2 separate regions of the Homo sapiens genome follow, and region 2 is linked to region 1. The links are chromatin contacts, found by Hi-C or POLR2A ChIA-PET in ENCODE. All regions are on one chromosome and are shown on one strand. The core of a region is the stretch at or near the end of the contact, and the rest is flanking DNA. Distances in the headings are between cores, read along the strand shown. Region 1 holds the start of ABHD6 (abhydrolase domain containing 6, acylglycerol lipase). Region 2 overlaps FLNB (filamin B).

The links. A loop is a pair of places that touch in the nucleus more often than their neighbours do. ChIA-PET counts read pairs that join two places held with the same protein, here RNA polymerase II (POLR2A). Pooled maps may share reads with other maps.
Region 2: a loop to region 1 is called in a map of B cell, with 10 times the contacts of the local background. The contact joins the enhancer-like site here to the promoter of ABHD6 in region 1. A Hi-C loop is called at or near these places in 2 of 168 maps with a recorded cell type or tissue (B cell and CD8-positive, alpha-beta T cell) and 5 of 50 pooled maps. POLR2A ChIA-PET finds 5 or more read pairs at or near these places in 1 of 52 experiments (CD8-positive, alpha-beta memory T cell).

The regions. Positions count from the first base shown.
Region 1 is chr3:58,233,055-58,240,647 of GRCh38, reverse strand. It overlaps ABHD6 (abhydrolase domain containing 6, acylglycerol lipase), which reads right to left and starts at 2,856. Exons shown (of 10, transcript NM_001320126.2): 1 at 2,732-2,856. RefSeq lists silencers at 2,615-3,104, 3,115-3,284 and an enhancer at 2,506-3,445.
Region 2 is chr3:58,112,641-58,120,233 of GRCh38, reverse strand. It overlaps FLNB (filamin B), which reads right to left. Exons shown (of 46, transcript NM_001457.4): 19 at 1,245-1,362. Among named protein-coding and RNA genes, the nearest start is that of FLNB-AS1, 54 kb to the left of the region's middle. RefSeq lists a silencer at 3,742-3,891. Within about 2 kb of position 2,578, at least 23 of the 41 ENCODE cell types and tissues checked have a DNase peak (open chromatin) inside an H3K27ac peak, as active enhancers do; they include B cell and CD8-positive, alpha-beta T cell, where a contact is called at or near this core.

The DNA.
Region 1 (7,593 bases), core at 1,607-4,106:
AGTTACAGTGAGCTAAGATTGCTCCACTGCACTCCAGCATGGGTAACAGAGTGAGACCCTGTCCCTTAAAAAAAAAATTTTTTTAAGACTCAAATAGGAGAAATTTTTAAAGAATTTTTTTTCAACTTGCAGAACTAGCTTCCTGGCATCTTCCAAATATTTAGCTTTGATGGGGATGTCTTGCCTCTTTTCTTTTGAACACTCATCACGGTAATAATTGATCTAATCACCAAAATAACCAGGAGTTTCATAAAAAGTATGACATAGCATGCCAGGTGTGGTGGTGCACACCTGTAGTTCTAGCTACTTGGGAGGCTGAGGTGGGAGAATCACTTGAGCCCAAGAGTTCCAGGTCAGCCTGAGTAGGAAACACAGTGAGACTTCATCTCTAAAAAAAAAAATTTTTTTAAAGAATATGACATAGTGAAGCTGATTTCCAATCTTAGCTAGCCTACTAGGATAAACACTCATTCTTTATTTATTTATTTTATTTTTTGAGACTGGGTCTTACTTTTTCACCTAGGCTGGAGTGCAGTGGAGCAATCTCAGCTCACTGCAGCCTTGACCTCCCAGGCTCAAGCAATCCTCCCACCCCAGCCTCCCAAGTAGCCGGGACTACAGGTACGCAACACCACTCCCAGCTAATTTTTTTTTTTTTTTGGTAGAGATGGGGTTTCACCATGTTGCCCAGGCTAGTCTTGAACTCCTGGGTTCAGGTGATCCTCTTGCCTTGGCCTCTCAAAGTGCTGGCCACTTTGAGGTGTGAGCCCACCACACCGAGACAAAACATTCATGCTTGCCTTTCTTCCCTCCAAACCCAAAGATAATCTTTGAGTCTAACTTCTCGCCCCCAGGATAGACCTCACCCAACGCATACTGCAAACCAGGATCACCTCTAAGGACAATTTTTTTCTCATATCAAGTTTCAGAATTACTTCCCAGTTGCACAAACTGCATTCCCATCTTTTACTCTAGGTTTGCAGATGCTCACAGAATCAAAGGTCACACATTTTAAAAGCTAAAAAAACCAGAAGGGCACTTCTGTCTCTAACTACAAAGACAATGGATAATTTGGAGTTGACGAAAGCCACAGAATGTGTCGAAAAGGCAAAATAATAAAAATAATAAAAAGATGAAAATAGAGAAAGTCTCATAGGCCTTTCTGAGCACACAAAATGGTTAATTTCTGTAGAGTCAGTGTGAGCCATTTATTAATTATTTTTTTCCAGTAATTCAAGGTAGTGGTCAACTACCACTCTTCATAATAACAGCTGCTGCTTTCTGAGTGCTTAAAACATGCTGGGCCCTGTGCATTATTTTATCTAAATATTGCCACTACCCTTTAAAGTGGGTACTATTACCAGAAGCTGAGAGGCCCTTGCTGGTCTGAGAAAAACAAATTAGTGCTAGAAACACAGGTGATTAATTTCTGTTATTTCTAATTTCCTATATTATAACAATGTTCTTGATAAGAATTTGTTGAAATTGGGTAAAAAGTCTAGTGGTTCGAGGTCGGGTTGGGGGGGCGGTTGGGGGAAGGGGGTGGTTCTGAGGCCAGACTCACTTCGTGTCTTGGGAAGGTACCACCTCTGGAAGCCTCATATTCCTGCTCTCAGGAATGGGCACAGCGGTGGTACCTACCTCAAGGGGCTGTTGGGGAAAGTATGGCAGGTAATTCTTTTAAGGGGCTTAGGACAGGGCCTGGCACACAAGATTTGCTTATTCTATGTCAGCTATTATTCATTATAAACTACTTTAAACTCTTAGCCAGGTGGAGCCACTAGGGATTTCTGAGCAGGCGGGAGCAGCGGGGAGGGGGGCGGCGAGATAAATGAGGGCCTCCAGGTCCCAGCTGGAGTAAGACCCCCACTTTATTTCCTCTTCCTAACCACCCAGCTCCTGGGGCATACAAAGGGCTCAAAATACATATTCTCTGCATGCACAGTATCTAGACCCTCTGGCATCCTCCTCTTCCCCCACTCCCCCATGCCTCACTCTGTCACCTGGCCTCGCTGTGGGCTCAGGGGCGCAAACCCTGCACGTGCACTGCCCTGCAGCCGGCGTTACACAATCCGCATTTCTAAGGCAGCCGTGAAACCTGTGTCGCTGTAGGCGGGGGACCGCAAGTTGCCGGCGGGTACCTGGCTGGACAGCATCCTGATTCAAGTGTTTCGACACGGAAGGGGCGCAAGGGCACGGGAGCCGGGGCAGGCTGGGGAAAGGGAAGCTGAAAGGCTGCTGGGGGAGGGGAGTAGCGGAGCGAGATCTTGGGGACGGCGCGGAGGCGGCGCGTGACACGGAGCAAGATGCTATCTGGGTGGGCGAGCTGCAGTCCTTCTCCAGGAAATGGGGGAAACAGGGCTGCAGGACCCCAAAATCCTCTCGGCACTGCGAGGGGCGCCTAAGGGCTGCTGCGGGCGCAGGGGGTGGGGAGGCGAAGTAGAAAGAGGGTGCAGGTCCCGACCCGTCCTCACTCTGTCCCCCGGCTTCAAGAGGCTGGCTGGACCCAGGAAATGGGGCGCCGGGTTTCGGGCATCTCAAACCTATCCAGGCAGCGGGAGGTGGGGGCAGCGCCCGCGCGGGGAGCGGAGTGGAAAGGCAAGTGCAGATCGCCGACTCTTTCCACTCGATGCGCCGCTGCAGGGAGACACTGGGGGAGAGGTCACGGGGCCATCAGGGCGCCCCATCCCCCTAGGAGCGCACCACCGCCCGCCCGCCCGCCTCCGCTCACCTGACCAGCCTCAACCGCCTGGGTCCCGCCGCCGGGCCCGGACCCCGGCCCTCGGTCTCTAGCCCCGGGCTGGGACCTGCCGCCGGGCTCCTACCCGCGCCGCTCCCAGCTCCGGCGCCCAGCCCAGCTGGACTCCTTAAAGGCGCAGCGTGCCGGTTCGCGTCCTCCGACAGAAAAGCCGCCCCGCCCCGACCCGGCGCCGCGCGCTGTCCCCCAGCGGCCGCGCTCTGTTTGGGGGCTCCGGGGCGCTTATCCCCAGTTCCTCCGCGCGCTGCCTCACAGCGTTAAACCCGGAGGGTACAGTTAGCGTCTCGCACAACCCAACGCCGGCAACTGTCTCCTAGCACCCGAAAGCCACGGCGAGAGCAGGATCGCCTACAGAGGTACCGGGGGCGGAGCCCGAGCGCCCGGTCCCGCCCCCGCCCCCGCCCCCGCCCCCGCCCCGCCCCGCCCCGGAACGCACACGGTGGCGGGGCGCGGGGAGGGCCTCTGAGCCCGCAGAGCCACACACAGTTCCACATCCCCGGCCCGAATTCTTCCCGGCACTGTTTCACTTACTGAGCACCTACTGTGTGCCTGGCGCGGCTGGGCATTAAACCCGCCAAAGTGACTCAGGCAGGATCTCTGGATCTCTGCCCCGAAGGGCATCAGAGAGAAAGGGACAGGCAGGGGTTCTCAGGCAGCAAAGCAACACTGCTTGACATCGGTTGTCTCACGTAATCCTATGAGGTAGGCACTGGGGTCGACTTCTTTTCTCAGAAGACACCGAGGCTCAGGGAGGTGAGGGGCTTGCCCTGGATAGTCCAGGAAATGGGAGAAATGGGGGCGCAGGAGCCCCCAAATCCTCTGGACACTGCGAGGGCTCCACCCCAAGGAACACCGTAGGCGCTCATGCTCCCGCCCTGGCTCTCGGGTGTTTGGAGACAGTTGCCGGCGTCGGGTTGTGCGGGACGTCAGACTGTAAGGACTGAACTGGGAATTCCAACCGAGGATCGTCTGACTCCAAAGCTATACGGGAGAAATGGGCACCTGGAAAGGCCTTCGGCCACCTCTGGTTAAACCCCTGCTATGGTCGTTTCTTTCTTTTAGGGACAGTTAAACCCCAGCTTGGCCTGGCTACTCTTCCGTGTTTTCCATGTCTCAGTTTAGCTGCCACTTCCTCCAGGAAGCCTTCAGTAAGACCCCTTTGGGCTCACACTGCACTGTGGGCTTCTTTCATCAAAACATGTATTCGTTCATTTAACAGATATTTACTACACCTGTTAGGGGCCTTAGTGGCACCCAGATCTTCCTGCTGCACTGAGTGCTTGGCCTGCCACTCCAGACGTCAAGGGGCCAGGGCTCAGCAAGACTCTCTTGGCCGTTTAAATCCCCCACAAAGGCAGCCTTTGGGCCTCAGCCTGCCAAGGCCTCCACGCTGGTGGAGCCTGGCTGAGTGGTGCAGGTCCTGGGTTTTAAGAATAGGACACAGTCAAGAAGTCCCGGAGAAGTGGCAAAGGGGCATCTCTGAAGCCACTAGTGATCCCCATGCCTGTAAACCCTGCTCTGCAGGGCAGCTGGAATTCATCCGGAGTTTGGGACAGTCCCCCTGGCTTGGGCTGGAGCATTTTCCTTTAAATTGTTGGCTGCCTTATCACTTAGACTTCAATGGCTGCATGTGATTCACTTCAGGGAATGGCCCCCGAGTTTCAGTGGCAATTTATTCACCAAACAGCGGGTTGCTCAGTCCCACCTCTCTGGCTTTATCTCTCCTTACGGCTGAAGCAGAACCTTTCCAAGCCAGCAGTCCACCAACATCCCCAGAGCAGGTCCACAGAGATAGCACAAAATGTGGGGATTAAATGTCCTTCAGTCACTACTGGCCACCTATTGGATTAGCATCTTGGACTCAGGAACATTCACCAAAACAGGAGTCCAGGGGGTGAATAAATAGACAATGAAATTGATGAATGACTTCCTGGAAGGCCCCAGCCTAGAAGCCATCAATACACCTGGTATAAAGTTTAAAACAATTGCTCCTTAGTCTTTTAATTTTCCCTCTCCAAAACCTTAAAAATGGGTAGTTCATCAGTTTGGTGGGTTTTTTATTTAACTCACAGCCTGTGACCCTGGGCGTCTCCAAGGGCCTGGAATTTCTATATCCCGAGGGTTTTTTTCCCTCAGAGTTTTATATTTAGAAACACCTTTTTGAGCCCCATGTGGGAGTCACATTCTGGGTGACTTATCTCCACTGGATGGCTGACAGGAGAGAAACCTTATTAGCTCCAGTTTTACAGTGAAGGAGGCAAGAGGAGATAAGGGAACTCACCTCCGGCCCCTCCCTGAGCCGGTGATACCCCTGAGTGCTGTCACTGAGGAATCCCACCTAGGTGGGAGACCAGGGAGCAGTCCCAGGGGCCTGGTACTTTCCAGATGGCACCTTTAGTCATCCCAAATAGAAACTCCTTATCAGTGGACAGGTCTCACCCTAGCATTAAGAAAGAGTTTTGAAACCTTTCCTCTGCCAGCAGTTGCAGCAGAACACTCCAGGATTCACTCTGCCATGAAGCCTGTACATGTCTCCTGGATGCAGCAGCACAGCTATCAGAGCTGAAGGATGCCATTATTTAATGCGCACTTACTACCTTCAGCCGCAGGGCATCAAATCACTTAGTCCTCACAACACATAGTGAAATATGCTCACCTGTGAGTTATACTAACCCACTTTACAGACACACCGAGGTACAGAGGGGTTAATGGACTCACTCAAGATCCCACAGCCAGCTTATGGCAGGGCCAGCGGTCAAAGGAGTTCACTCATTCATTTATGTAGCAAACATTACTGAGAACCTACTACATACTAGGTACTGTCTGGATGAACAGAGACACACTTCTTGCCCTCAAGGACTTAGAGTCTATTTATAATAATAAAATATTAGAAGCTATTTAATCAGGGAATCACACACAAGCTGTGAGGGAATCACACAAAAGCCATGTCAGCACATGGAAATGTGTGCAGGAGAAAAGCAAAAAACACAAGATACCATGTGTACACAGACACCAGCTGGGCAGCACCCCTGAGCTTATGAGTCATTCGTACCATCTATTCCCCAAGCATTTGCTGTGTGACAACTCTGAGCCAATCCCTGAGGCCTCTGCCCAATCTGGAACTCCAGTATCACTGCCTCCCAGCAGCCTTACCTGACTATCCAGGCAAAATTAATTTTTCCATCGTCCACACCCCTGTAGCACATTATACATGACGATATGTTTATTTATTTAGGCAACTCTCAACTCCACGGAGTTGTGAATTCCTTTTCCACTTCCATCTCCCCAGGGAAAAGCATGATGAGTAGCACAGAACAGGCAAATGTTAATTAGCTACCATGTGTTGAGCTTTTCCTGTGTTCCTCACCTTGTGCTCAGTGCTTTACAAGCATTATCTCATGGATTCCTCCCAACCACTCTGTTATTAGCCCTATTTTACAAATGAGGAACATTTTGAGGCTCAGAGAGTTTCTGAGCCTCAAATCTACCCAAATGTGTTAAATCACCTATCCAAATATCTTAGTCTGTGTGTGTGTGTGTTTTGAGAGAGTCTCACTCACTCTGTCGCCCAGGCTGGAGTGCAGCGGCACGATCACGGCTTACTGCAACTTCCACTTCCCCAGGTTCAAGCAATTCTCCTGCCTCAGCCTCCTGAGTAGCTGGGATTACAGGCATTTGCCACCACACCCAGCTAATTTTTGTATTTTTAGTAGAGACAAGATTTCCCCATGTTGGCCTCTTAGTCTGTTTTTGCATTGCTGTAAAGAAATAACCAAGACTGGGTAATTTATTAAGGAAAGAGGTTTAATTGGCTCACAGTTCTGCAGGCTGTACATAGTGCCAGCATCTGCCTCTCATGAGGGCCTCAGGAAGCTTACAATCACAGTGGAAGGTAAAGGGGAGCCAGTGTGTCACCAGGCAAGACAGTGGGAGCAAGAGGGAGCAGGAGCAAGAGACAGTGAGGGCAAAAGAGAGTAAGAAAGGAGGTGCCACGCTCTTTTAAACAATCAGATCACATGTGAACTGCCAGACTGAGAACTCACTCATCACCAAGGGGATGATGCTAAGCCGTTCATGAGGCGTCTGCTCCTGTGATCCAGTCACCTGCCAGACTCTTAGTAACAACCAGCTCTTCTGGGAAATAATAGAATGAGAACTCACCCACCACCCCTACCTACCAAAGGGCATTAATCTATTCATGAGGGACCTGCCTTCATGACCCAAACACCCCCATTAGGCCCACCCCCATACTGGGAATCACGTTTCAACATGAGATTTGGAGGGGACAAGCATCCAAACCATATCACCAAGGTCACACAGCTAGTCAACGATACTGCCAGAATTCAAACAAAGTTTTGTATGTCTGAGCACAAAATCTATATTCTAACCATTCAGCCACCTGCTGCCATGACAAGTAATGGAATTAAATAAGAAGAATACAACAAAATCTCACCTTAAAAAGCTTGTACTGAGCATTTTATGAAGTAATAACTTTTTTAGGCTAAAAATATTTCTTTCCAAATGCCTTAAAATATTGCTTATTCATTTATTTGTGAATTAAATGTTTACAAGCATTTACTTATGCATAGGACCCAAGCTATGGTAGATACAATTTTACCCCTTCCTTTAAGGAGAACAGTCTAAATTATATACACCTGAAAAAAAGAACATCAGTGCAAGAGTTAAGTAATAAGAACATATCACAAGACAACAAGTCAACATATGTCAACACATGTCATATGTAGTATATAATCATAGAAAGGACTCACTAATCAGGAAGTTCTAAGACTGTAATTCCTACTATATTGATTCATTCACTGAAAATGCCAGTTGAG
Region 2 (7,593 bases), core at 1,329-3,828, 120 kb after region 1:
GCTGGCTGCTCCAGCCACAAAAGCCAACAGTGAGCTCTCACTTTGGATCTCTGCAACTGGGAGCTGGCCTTGCTTGCAACTTGTGCACTTGGGTCACGAGTGAAGGAAGATGCTCACTAATGGCACTGCTAGTGGTACTCTGGAGAAACCCTCACAGGTGAATACAGGAGGCCCCGTCCTGGGGGTATGCACTCAGCCCTGCCTCAGTAAGCCTGAAACCAGGTGAATGTGAGCCCTGAGGTACATCCAGTCTGGAGCCACTCAGCAGTAAACACAGACGGAAAAGATGTAGGAGTGAATGATTCCCGAGATGCACTGTTGGAAGGCAGGCCGAAGAAGTAGGTTTATACAGCAGGGCAACTTTAATGCAAAATAAATACAGCCAAATGTGTTCCACAGGCACATCTATATGTATAGATGCAGAGAGAAGATCTGGAAGAACAGAAACTGAATTGAAAACTTTGGTTAACCCTAGGGAGAAGGAGAGGTGAGGGTTAAAGTGGAATTATCCCTTAACTGTAATGTTTTTTAGATGAAAAATGGATATATTTTTACTTGTATAAAAAAATCATTTTATGAGCATGTGTTGCACATCTGAAGCTGAGTGATAAGTACATCAGTGTTCATGTTATACTATTCTCTTTCCTTTTCTGTTTGAAATTTTCCCTACTAAAAAATAATCAGAAAATTGAAAATAAGCGAAATGAGCTTATACTAGTAAAATCCCTAACAAGCTAAAGGAACATTGGGATGGGGCAGAGGTGTGGTGGTAGTGACTTCTGAGTGCCAGGGATTTGGCATTTATGCTTGACTCGCAACCTTAGTGCGGATTCAGTTGCCAAGGATAGCTGGCACAGTTAGAAACTCATCAGAAAGCAACATAGCCCAAATTCTCTTTTTAATGAAAACTTCCTACTGCAATGCCAGGGGGCTGACTACGTGCCAGCCTCTGAACCATTAGCTCATATAATTTTCAAAATATTCCCATGGGTGTTCTCAACCTCTCCCCGCCGACCACCCCCCACTGTACAAATGAGAAAGCTGAGTCTCGGTGTGGCTAAGGGGCAGACACAGTCACAGTTACTTCACACCACGGCCTTAATTCGAACCAAAGTCTGTGCAACTGCAAAGTCTCTTAACATAGAATTTGCTTCTCTGCAAATTTCACCTTTTGAAGAAAATCTAACCAGCAGCCACGTTGGGGGGTCATCAACAACCCATCTGCTCTCCATTCAGGCACTTACTGTTTTCCAGCCCATTGAGTTTTATCTTGCTCAGATCCAGCGGTGCAGCAACACCCACAGTGAAAGGGCTTTTAGGGATGGGATCGCCACCGTAAGTCACCAGAACCTGCATGTTGCCCTGGAACAAGAGAGAAAACTCAGTTTACCTTTGGGTACCAAAAAGCTAACTTGGCATTTAAAATCCCCTCAAGATCCCTCATTCTTCTCACGGACAGGGGAGACTTGATTCCAATCAATGTAGAAAGTATCTTAGATCTATTTCTTCTAGCTTTTGACCACAAGGCAAGAATAACAGAAAAATTAGATCAAATAAGAGCAGCTAATAATAACAGAAGCAACTTAATGAGCATTTTCTACACACCAAGCACCATGCTATGTGCTTTTATGCATTTCCTCAATTCAAGATCAAAACAGTCCTAAGGGGTAGTTCCTACTGTCATCTCATTTTTTCAGGAGAGGAAACTGTGGCTCAGACTGGTAAAGGAACGTGCCCCAAGTCACACACCTTGGTAAGGGTGCGAGCTGGGCCTCATACCCATGGCCCCCAAATCTGTGTCCTAGCTGCTCTGCCACACCACCTCCCCATCATCATACCCAGTGCCAGCCAGTGCAGCTGGGCCTGGGGCCACTCACCAAACAGAACCATTTCTGTCCTAGGAATCAGTTTGAGGCCCCCAGGCTGCAACAGGGATTTGCAAGAGTTCACCTAGACCTGTGCTAAGACCATCGCACAATATCTGAACTTCCATTTCCATGTGAAAGAAAATAAAATTGCAAGTGTGAAGGCAGATGGTGCTTGCAGGATTGGCAGGCACCCTCACGGGTGGCCGGGTGGCACGCGATAGCCATGTGTGCGCCATTTCTCTCCTCTCGCCGGTTCCAGGCTGGCACACAGCCGGCTTCTTCTCTCCATGGTTGGCCAAGTTCCCTCCCTCCAAATCGAGGCTCCAAGAAATCTCATGGCTGTCTCAGTAGATCAAGATCCCCTTCACCACAATCGGCCAGGCATAATGTAACAGGAAAGTGTGAGGGAGAGACGAGTTCCCCCCAAGAATCCAGCAGCCTTGCTGGAATGCAGGCCCTGCTGAAAGCTGTTGCTGATCAAGTGTTAAAAGGGTGTAGCATTTGGCCTATGTATATTTTGTCACATTCCTTTTGTAATAAGGAAGGGGGTAAAGGCCAAGAAAAAAAAAAAAAAACTGGTTGCATCAATGAAGAGAGGATTAATTTTCCAGCATTTTTAAGCACTGCACACAAAACCAATTGGCCCCCTGCCTCATGTGAACAACATTTCCTGGTAAAATGTGTACAGGTCAAATTCAACAGAGCTGGGAGCCAGCCAAGGGGCAGGAAAGGTCTCCTTTTTGTACTGTTTAAGGCAGGACTGACTCGCTACTTCAGCCAACGTGGCATTCCCAACGTGCCAACTCTTCCCGAGCTTCCGTTTCCCCACAGCCCCTAACAATTCAGGGGCTCACTAAGCAGACCTCAGGCTAACCAGAGGTCTTGGGGATACCTCCTCCCTCACCCGCATAAAGTTTTCTGGCCTCTTCTCTGAAGTGCTAAAAAAGAGAGGGAAAAACCCTCTTCCAGTTAAGCCCACCCATCCCATAAAAGAAAGTATGCTCTTGTTACCAGTCAAAAACAAAACAAAAACTCAGATAGAAAATGAACTGTACCTTAAATAACCTAAGAAGGGGGAGGGAAAAAATCTCGGAGATTTACACCTACAATGCCTACAGCATTTTAAAGTGTCCCCTGAGGCCCCAACTAAGGAATGGACTGTGTTTATTCCCCAACAGGGCTATGAAGTGAGGGATGTCTGGGTAGTGATGGCCAGTGCATTTCGCCACGACTTCGCAGGCTGCAAGACAGTTTCACTCTCCTCTACATGCTTCTGAAACCTGAATCTTATTCTTCAAAATATACATACACAAGACACTGACCAGACAGCTCAGAAGAGGATGGGACTGAGAGAGCCACCCTCAGCACCATCCCTTTTAGGGCCCTCCAGGAGCAGCCAGGACCACCACGTTAAGAACATTTCAAGGTAGAAGCTGTTACTCTGTGAGGGTCTGTGAGCTCACAGGGATTTCTAAAGGTGCCAGAGTACTACATGGAGTGGTCCCCAATCCTAGTGGCTCCCAGCACAGCACGTAATGGAGACATTGCCACCAGCTTCTCAAACTGCTCTGCGCAGGGGAACGTGCGGTGAGAAATTTAAGCTGCTTGAAGCCACCCACAACCAAGAGAAGAGAAGACCAAAGTCCTCAGGGAAATCACTTCCCTTCTATAAAACCGAGTCTTTGACCTCTGGGAGGGTCCTCAAGCCCCAAGCCAACAAGTCCATTCCTCTAAGGCAAAACGCGCTCTACTTTTGCATCCTCAAGGGACTCACAGGATCCTACAGCCATCCACATCACTCATCCACCCCAGGCAGGCAAGCACCTGCAAGCTGTCACTCAGGGACTTTGCGAGGTGGAGTGGCAGGCCTGCAGGTGTCAGGGAGCAAAACCAGCAATCAGGGACCTGGGTTACTCAGGCAGGACCTCGGCTCCCCACGTGGCACAGCCTGTGTTCTGAGGGGGAAGCGCCCACACCAGGCCAGGACACACCCATGCCCAAGCAGCCACCTTTCTGGGGATTTCCAGCCTGTTATACCCTAAAACTACCATGAGAAGGTGTGCCTGTGGGTGTCAGCCCTCAAAGTATGCTCCCTCCCCCGTGTCAGGGGGTGGCTTTCTGGGCTGACCCAGGTCTCTTAACCACATCCAAGGGCACACTTCCTTAGCCCAGTCTTGAGCTTTTAGCTGCTCTTCAGAAAACAGAGTTCAAAGGAGAATGAGGAGGTGTTGGCATCACTCCTCTACCAGATTACAACGTTCTTAGGCCATCTCCGCTTGTGAATCCAGGCGCCATGTCATTTATTCGCTCACTCACAGCCATTAATCCACACAGAGCACTTATAGGGCCAGGCTCTGTGCTGGGGGTGGGGGTGGGAAGGAAATTCAATCTAAGGAGAGATTTAATGTGTTCTTTGCCATAGAAAAATAGGCAGAATTGCAAGTTGCCCAAATAATGAAACAATAAACCCAGCTCCAAGCAACAAACAACAAGAAGGACCCCAGTGCCACCCTGCAAGTCATTCACACTTGTGATTTACCTGAGGACTTTGGTCTTCTCTTCTCTTGGTTGTGGGGTTGTGGGTGGCTTCAAGCAGCTTGGATGTTGCCACTTGGTGGCAACGACCGCCACCAAGGCCCACCCGGCTCCTTGAATGCATCCTGGGAGCATCCGGACACAAAGCCCTAAGTGAGTACTCAGCATGGCAGCAGTTCTCAAACCTGCTGCTATCAGAGAACTGGATGAATGTGACCTTGGGGTGACTCTGAAGTAAGGAGCCTCCCACTCCAGCATTACTTCAAAGGGGACAAAACCGGACCTAGGCTCCTAATCTCCACTTCTGCCTCAACCAGCAGCAGGGGACGTCTGGGGTACTGGGTTCTGCAGTCCTTTCCAAGGATGCAGGTCAAACCCTGACCCTGTCCTGATATCTGCAACTTACTTTCTAACGGCTCAGCCAAAACACTAAAAGGCATATAGACATAGAATAAAGCAGAAGTCACAAAATGTTTTTAGAAGACGTCATGGCCTTGTGATCCCAGTCATTGTACGCAGACAGCTATGGCTTTCTGGTGCTTTCTCCTAAAGAATATGGAGAATTTGGCAACAAAGAAGATTCAGCGTGGTGCACCCAGTAGTAAGGCTCCCACCAACCCTCAGAACCATCAGCAGGAAAATAATTACCTACTTACTATTGAGTGGCCTGATGAGAAAAGAATGCTCTATCTATAAAAGTGTTAGTTTTATCATTACTAATAATGAATGTTTTGTTTTGGATTTTTTATTTTAAAGCACAGGAAGAGCAAGTCTGGAGATAAGAAGCCGCGTTTATAACCTGCACACGAGAACTGTTAACGGCGTGAAAAGGCAAACCAAGGAGTGAGAGAATATATTTGCAAATCATTTATCTGATAAGGAACTAATATCCAGAATACATGGAGAATTCCTAAAACTCAACATAAAATTAAGAAGGTTGATATAAAAATGGGCAAGTAGATAATTCTCCAAAGAAAATATGCAAAGGACCAATAAGCACATGAAAAGATGATCAGCATCACTAATCATTAGGAAAATGCAAATCAAAACCACAATAAGACACCATCTTACACTCAACAGGATGGTCACTATCAACAACAACAACAACAACAAAAAAAAAAAACAGAAAAAAAACAAATGTTAGCAAGGATGTGGAGAAACCAGGACCCTTGCATGCTGTTGGCAGGACTGTAAAGTAGTGCAGCCACTGTGGAATACAGTATAGTAGTTTCTCAAAAAATTAAAAAGAGATTTCCATATGATCCAGCAATTCCATTTCGGGTTTATAATCACAAGAATTAAATGCAGAGACTCAAAGAGATATTTGTACACCCAGCATTATTCACAACAGACAAAAGACGGAAGCAACCCAAATGTTCTTCAACAAATGAAGATGGCCGGGCGCGGTGGCTCATGCCTATAATCCCAGCACTTTCGGAGGCTGAGGTGGGCAGATCACCTGAGATCAGGAATTCAAGACCGGCCTGGCCAACATGGTGAAACCCCATGGTGAAACCTTGGCCAACATGGTGAAACATCTATACTAAAAATACAAAAATTAGCTGGGCATGGTGGCACGTGCCTGTACTTCCAGCTACTCGGTAGGCTGAGGCAGGACAATCACTTGAACCCAGGAGACAGAGGTTGCAGTGAGCCGAGACAGTGCCACTCCAGCTTGAGGAACAGAGCGAGTCTCAAGAAAAAACAAACAAAAAACAGACGAAGAGAGAAGCAAAACATATATACATACAGTGGAATGCAGCCTCGAAAAGGAATGAAGTTCTGACACGTGCTACAACATGGAGGACATATAGGAAGAAAAATAAATCAGTCACAAAAAGACAAATACTGAGGTCAGGCGCAGTGGCTCATGCCTGTAATATCCGCAGGTTTGGAGGCTGAGGTGAAAGGATTGCCTCAGCCCAGGAGTTGGAGACCAGCCTGGCCAACATGGCGAAACCCCGTCTCTACCAAAAATACAAAAATTAGCCAGGTGTGGTGGCATGTGCCTGTAATCCCACCTGCTCGGGAGGCTGAGGCAGGAGAATCGCTTGAACCTGGGAGGCAGAGGTTGCAGTGAGCTGAGATCATGCCACTGCACTCCAGCTTGGGCAACAGAGCAAGACTTTTGTCTAAAAAATAAATAAATAAAAATAAAAATTTGGGGAAGAAAGCACAAACAGCAGCAAGCCTGGATGTAAGGGGCCACATTTATAACACGACACACAGAATCCCTTCGCCCAGGGAATCCCTCCCACTGCAGGGATGTTCTCACAGTAAGGATTCCATCTCCAAGGGAGTGCAGCCCCCAAACTCAGGGGACAGTTACACCATGACCCCTTCCTCACTATAATCCTCTTTCTTCCCCACTTGACTCTTGACTGCTCCTCGCTGAGAGGACCCAGACGGGAGCAAGGCTTCTGAGCAGTGCTTCTGCAGAAAGCGTTGCCCTTCTTCTCCTACAAATGGCATTTCAAACACAGCAGGATCATTTCCCTTAAGAATAAAGGAATCTCAGAGGCTTGGAACAACCACTTCGAACACTAGGCTTAAGTATTAAAATCCAGACTTTTCTGCCAGGATGTCTGCTCTCCAGACCCCAGAGGTGTGAACATGAAGCGAAACAAAATTTTAAACAAATATAATGGATACAGGGCTTCAGTTTTACAAGATGTAAAGAATTATGGAGATGGATGGTGGTGATGGGTGCACGACATAATGAATGCACTTAACACTAATGAACTATACACTTAAAAATGGTTAAGACGGTAAATTTTGTGTTATGTGTATTTTACCACGATACAAATTTTTTTTAATGTTTTTAAACAAATAAACATTAACTTGTACAGAGAGGCAGTTTTAAGGCCCTTATGGCCTGAAATAATCAGAGTAAGCCAGCCTAGATGGTAAGATCACATGTGAAATCCTGCATTTTGTAAAGGGGAATAATTTGCTGCCCTAAATAGTGTGCTGGGCCTTAGGGACGAAAGGCTGAACTGGCTCTTTGAGAAAAGACCTCATTCCAACACCTCATAAAAAGGGTAAACTAAGCTAAAAGGACCAGGAAGGAAACACAAAGGTGTAGCAGCTCTTTTTCTGTGGGTAATTAATGAAAAGACTAAAAGGCAGCTGGTGAGGCCGCGAGGGAATGCACGTGTGTGTGTGTATGTGTGTGTGTGTGCACATGTGT